Linked DNA regions of Homo sapiens: region 1 is linked to region 2. The links are chromatin contacts, found by Hi-C or POLR2A ChIA-PET in ENCODE. All regions are on one chromosome and are shown on one strand. Each heading gives the region's core, a stretch centred on a gene start or an enhancer-like site at or near the end of the contact. The rest is flanking DNA. Distances are from core to core; before and after follow the strand shown. Region 1 holds the start of CEP85L (centrosomal protein 85L). Region 2 holds the start of NUS1 (NUS1 dehydrodolichyl diphosphate synthase subunit).

Region 1 (2,957 bases), core at 283-2,782, 980 kb before region 2:
AGGAAATTGGCAGTTTTGAAATAATAAGTGTATTTTAAACTCGCAAAGGCCAAGATATTTCTGTAATATTTTATACACTTCTTAGAACTGCATCACAAATGAATTTCAAAAATTCTGTTCCTGAGACTGTGGTAACTACAAAGCATGAAAAAAAAATCTATACATAGTGCTATAGCTTCTGCTAATTTTCTTTTTGGGACTTAAAAAAATCTATCCTCTTCAAGTGTTAGATAAAACGAGCTAGTGCACATTAAAATAATAAAAAGGAACCAATCACATTCGTCTTTCATGTTTCTGTATCTTTTTATCATCAGAAACAGCTGACCCTTGGCTAACATTACATGATTTGGAGAAATAATTGGAAGTCTACCACAGGGAGACTAAATGTAAAACTCCAATCAGATAAATTACAACACGGATGTGGTAAGTGATAGAACACACACCTAAATCTAATTTAACTTCCAAGAATTTTAAGTAGTATTTCCCAATTAAAATGTCTTTAAGGGAAAAATGCAAATATGAGGCCTTTGTTAGCAAGATTCCAGAACAGGAAAAGCGGAACTCAAAGCCTCTCTAGTTAAGCGACCTGCGTTCCGACTTACCTCTGAGTGATGGGCCTACTGCAGAGCCCGCCTCCCACCACAGTGCTGGCCCAGAATTTTTTATACGAACTAGTTCGTAACTAAACGTTGGAAGCATCACCATATTGCCAGTGAGAAGTAAGATTTAAAAATAAAACGATGCTGTCCCTTTTCGCCCTTCCTTAGGACGTCTCCTCCTGCACTAAGGGTTCAGGTGAAGGGTGGAAACTGGCCAAGAAGAGGAAGAACGTGAAGGAGTAGGGGGCAAGGAGGAAAGGGCTCCCTTTACAGACTTTGGTGCCATTTTTACTTTCTGCTTGCTAATCTGAAACGTTGTGCGATTACAATGACGGCCCCTCTCCCCCTCGGGTACTAATTACCCCCGGGCCTTTTCCGGTGCACATCCCGGTGCTATATTCTGGTGCCTGTGTTGCCCCCACGCCCCCATTAAATTAGTAAAGGAAAACCACCCCTTTTCTGCCCCTAAAGTAATCTATAAACGAAGGAATACAGATGAGGATTTAAATCCCAATCCTAATTCCAAGGGAGGCTGGAAGCCCCCTCAGCCGCGCCCTGGCTTGGCTTTTTCATCTCGAGCGGTTGTGACGCCAGGGGCAGGTCTTCCACGTGTCTTCACAGAGGTGCCCGGAGGGAGGGCGTGAGGGATTACCCAAGGGAGGGGCGAGTATCGCAAAATAGGCCAAGTCGCTGCCCTCTACTCAACTCGCAGGGCGGGAGGATGGAGACAGAGGGATGCGGCGGGAGGGCGGGACAGCCCAGTCGCCGCCAAGGAGGCGAAGCGGGGTCGGGGTAGCTCACCCGCCCCCCGCAGTCCCCGCCCCCCGCAGTCCCCGCCCCGCGCGGCGCCGCGCACGCCTGAAGTCATTGCCCGAGGCCCCGCCCCCTCGCGGCCCCAGCCCCGGCTCTGGCTCTGCCGGCGGAGGGGGCGGAGAGAACCCGCAGCTGCAACTTCGCCTGGAGCCTTTGAGCCTGGGCTCAGCCGGGGATCTAGCAGCCGTCACCGCCGAGTCGCCGCTTCCCCGGCGCGGGCCTCAGCCCAGCCGGCTTGGCCATGGCAGGCGCCGGCAGTGCGGCGAATCTGGCCCCTGCGCTCCCCGCCCGTAGCTGAGCAGCCGTTAACCAGCCATCCCGCCTTTCCTCCTGCCCGTGTCGCCGAGGCCCACGCTCCGCGCAAGTTTCCGCCGCCGAAGAAGCAGGAGGACGGACGTGAGGAGTCGGGCGTCCCTGGCCCACCCGGCCCTCTCGCCCGCGATGTGGGGGCGCTTCCTGGCTCCGGAGGCCAGCGGCCGGGATAGCCCCGGCGGAGCCCGCAGCTTCCCTGCCGGTAAGGAACGGGACAGCGCCCCGGCTGGGGTGGGGGTCACGGCCGACCGCGGCGCCTCGGGACCTCGCCGCCGCTCCCCTCCCGCCTCAGGCCTGTCTTACCCCGGCCGCCTCCCCGACGCCGCCGCGTGCCCAGTGTCCTCCCCGCTGTCAGCACCCGGGCTGACATATGGCTTGCCGCGTCCCAGGCGCATCAGCCCCGCATCCCGTCGTCCCCGCCGCTCCTCCTTGGGCTGCAGCCCCAGCGCCCCCAACTTCCAGCTCGCTTGGGCCCCCGCGGGTTGGGCTTTATTGTCTGCCCGGTTTTTTCCTTTTACTCGTGGGGTGTGTGACCTGCGTGATAACGGGGCTTGCCCGTTTGCTCGCGGGGACCCGGGCGGGAAGGTCGCTGCGACAGTGCTGCGGCGGCGGCCCGGGCGCGTCTCGGAGGGGCCGCAGTTCCGCGCCCTCCCGACTTCTGGTAGGCGCAGGCTGGGGTTGGCTGTGCCCACGCCCGCAGCCGCTACTTTTAGGGCGCGTTTTCGGGAGGGAGGATGCTGCCAGAGATGCGGCCGCTCTCAGCCACCCCCAAGGGAACTTCAGCCCCTCGGAGGAACCTGGTCGCCGCCCCGCAGCCCCTGCGGCGTAAGAGGAGGGCGCGTCCTGCAGTAGCCAATGGACCATTGAGCAACCGGGTTACGAATCCGTTTGGCTTTCCGTGGCCCCTTCAAGGAAAATTAGGGGTTTGCTGCATTCCGTATCTGAAGGGGTCTGTTTGTATCGGACAGCCATTTCATGCTTGCGTCGCTCAGAAGTTGTGTAGGAGCCACAAAATTAGGATAAATCCTCCCCTAACTTGGGATAAAAAATAAGTCTTGGGTTGCCTGTGATATGTTCTCTAAAGATGATGGTCTTTCCAGGCACTTTTAATCTTGAGTTTTGAGGCCTTTTGAGAAACTGAGTTATATGGACATTCTGCGCAGAAAAAACAATGCCATATATACATACGCAAAATTTTCCCTACAATTTTAGCTGTTTCTGGGACTCCTGTTA
Region 2 (2,902 bases), core at 332-2,831:
ATTCTATCAAGTACTGTGTTGGGCACTGATGATGAAGGATCACAAACCATCCCAGCCTTCCAAGACAGAAAGGGACCATTTTCTTTTCTGCCTATCCAATCTCTCACATATTTTTCATAAACCCAGTTCAAATACCACCTGACCCCCACCGCTCCCATTTGCAGTACCTATCACACAGCCCATGCCTAAGTCCTCTATAGCCTCACTGCGACTTAAGAACAGCGCCTGGAAGCTCTCTTAAAGAAACAGTGTGGTGTAACCAAAGGCAAAGATTGTGAAAAAGCACAGAATGGCTAAAATTCCAATATCCTCATTCCGATCTTTGTGGCCCCATTACGATCTTGTGGCCTTGGGCAAATCAGTTAATGTTTTTAAACCTTGGCAAGGGTATACAAATACCATCTACATTACTGCAGTATTATAACGAATAAGAGATTTTTTATTTATTTTTATTTATTTATTTACTTATTTGAGACAGAGTTTCGCTCTTGTTGCCCAGGCTGGAGTGCAGTGGCGCGATCTCGGCTCACCACAACCTCCGCCTCCCGGGTTCCAGCGATTCTCCTGCCTCAGCCTCCCTAGTAGCTGGGATTACAGGCATATGCCACCACGCCCGACTAAACTTGTATTTTTAGTAGAAACGGGGTTTCTCCATGTTAGTCAGGCTGGTCTCGAACTCCCGACCTCAGGTGATCCGTCCGCCTCGGCCTCCCAAAGTGCTGGGATTACAGGCATGAGCCACCGCGCCCGGCCAAGGGATATTTTTAAAATGTTAAAAAGCTACTGAGTCAAATCCAGAGAATTAGTAGGTGTTCAATAAAGCTGATCTCCCTTCCTCGAAAGCGCTAGCGCTGTGATTTGCAGAGAGGCCGCGGCAACTCGTGCCATGGGCACCACCCGCCAGACCAGCGGTCTAGCGGTCCAAGACGCCTCGGCCACCCCCCACCACCGCACCGGGCCTCACCTTGGTGGTCGTAGACGCTAATGTAGGAGATGCCCACGGCCATACACCACACCACGAGGCTCGCGATGTCCGAGAAGCTGGGTTCCTGCTCCACCTCGGTGATCACCAGGCCCATATGCACAGGCAGCTTCTCCAAGGAACGACCGTCCGCGCGCCAGCGCATCCGGTGGTGTGCGGCTGCCAGGCACGACCCCCCGCGCGGGTGCCGGTGGTGACGGCGGTTCCTGCCGACTGCCGGGGGCTTGCGGAGCGTGAAGCCGAGCGGCGCTAGGACCGCGGCAGAGGCGGCGCGGCAGCAGCGCCGCCAGATCCAGTTCCAGGTGCCGAACCGAACGCGGAGCCAGGAGGTGAGCGTGCGGTGCAGACAGAGCAGCGCGTGCAGCACCCGCCACACCAGCTCGTACAGCCCCGTCATACTCTTGTGGCCCTCAGACACCCCCTCTCCCTCCCGCCCACTCCCGCAGCGCGACGGCTTTTTATCCGCCCCTGCGGCCGGCGCGGGCCATCGCTCCGCGTCCCCCCGCCCCCCGAGCCCGAACCCCTTTCCACTGCCAACACCTCACCTCGCCCCCGCCGCCATCTTCCTCCTCCCTTGGCAGCCCCGCCCCCAGTAGTACATGGACAGTTCCGATTGGCCAGCGTGGAATTCTGACGCGGCTTCTGGGTCCGAGAACGTGGCCCGTTCCGGCGCAGTGAGGGAAGGCGCACGCCTGCGAACTAGCCGGGCCGATACCGCGGGCGCCCCCTGGTCGCGTGGAGGGCGATGAGCGAACGACCCGGGACTTGTCTGAATGGGACCCCAGCAAGGCACACGTGGTCTTCAATGCGATGGGCGCTTCCAGGGGACCCGGCGTCCCTTGGGTCCAGGAAGTCTTATACTGTCTCCTCTCACGGCCCCGACAGAAACGGTTTCTGAGGAGTAGAAGTGTCCTAAGTGGATTGGAAATTACAAATGCCGGAAAGAACCTAGGGATGGAAAGCAGCCCTCAGTAAGTGTTGATGCTGGGAATCCACCAGGGTTTCCAAAAGTGTCCTCAAAGGCTGGAGTGATCCTGCTACTGTCCTTTATTCAGCCTCCCGGCTGAGGCTGGGAGCGAGGCTCTTTAGCCATGTTCCTGAAACACCCCTCTACCCATGTCATTCTCATCTAAGGTATCCTTTCCTGGCTGTACATTGCTTAATAGAGGCTCTACAGCTTGGCAGTCCAGTCACTTAATTCTTTTTTTTTTTTTTTTTTTTTATTCGGCAAGACTTTGACCAACCGCCGTGGGTTAGGTTTACAGTGGGGAAAAAAAATAGAAATTGTGCCTGACTTCAATGACCGCCACTATTTGAAGCAAACTGCCCATCCAAGCCTTATCATCCCCTTTAACACCCTAATGTTTCTGTCCATGTGGACTTCGACGTGGTCCTCTAGAATGGTTTTGTACTTCCCCGCGGTAAGTCTGTACTGTCTTTGCCCTTTTTGTTCAAGCTCTTCTCCTGAATTCCTGATTCCCGACTTGGTATTGCCGACATTCCAACCCATTTCTCAAGGTTTATCCTACATGCTACATCCTCTATCATCATATATATGTGTGTGTGCAACAATAATATTTATATTATTTGCATTTATATTTATATAAGTATATATATAAAGATTAGGGAGGTATTACAAAAATGCAACTGTACACATACACACGTATACACACATATTTACACACGTGTGTGTGTGTAAACAGTTGCGTTTTTGTAATACCTACCTATTCTTTGTTCGCTAAAGCCTCTTTTTCCCCCTGGGAAACATCTGTTCACGTCTTGGCTATGTGACTTAATTTTTCTAACATTGTCACTTTTTCAACTAGTCTCATTTTGGTTTCTAAGACTCATTTAACTTTACTTTAAAAGTTGAATCTCATGTCCATCTCCCTTTCGCAGTGCAATTTTCCTCCCTTTGGC

What was found. A loop is a pair of places that touch in the nucleus more often than their neighbours do. ChIA-PET counts read pairs that join two places held with the same protein, here RNA polymerase II (POLR2A). Pooled maps may share reads with other maps.
Region 1: a map of B cell shows a loop between it and region 2 (24-fold over the local background). The contact joins the promoter of CEP85L here to the promoter of NUS1 in region 2. A Hi-C loop is called at or near these places in 2 of 168 maps with a recorded cell type or tissue (B cell and naive thymus-derived CD4-positive, alpha-beta T cell), 2 of 37 single-sample maps with no recorded cell type and 13 of 50 pooled maps. POLR2A ChIA-PET finds 5 or more read pairs at or near these places in 1 of 52 experiments (activated CD4-positive, alpha-beta T cell).

The regions. Positions count from the first base shown.
Region 1 is chr6:118,650,166-118,653,122 of GRCh38, reverse strand. CEP85L (centrosomal protein 85L) reads left to right here and starts at 1,532. Exons shown (of 13, transcript NM_001042475.3): 1 at 1,532-1,926. The coding sequence starts at 1,854. RefSeq lists silencers at 1,179-1,638, 1,839-2,148.
Region 2 is chr6:117,674,148-117,677,049 of GRCh38, reverse strand. It overlaps NUS1 (NUS1 dehydrodolichyl diphosphate synthase subunit), which reads right to left and starts at 1,581. Exons shown (of 5, transcript NM_138459.5): 1 at 965-1,581. The coding sequence starts at 1,379. It overlaps LOC101927919 (a long non-coding RNA gene), which reads left to right and starts at 1,766. Exons shown (of 3, transcript NR_110854.1): 1 at 1,766-1,953; 2 at 2,215-2,403.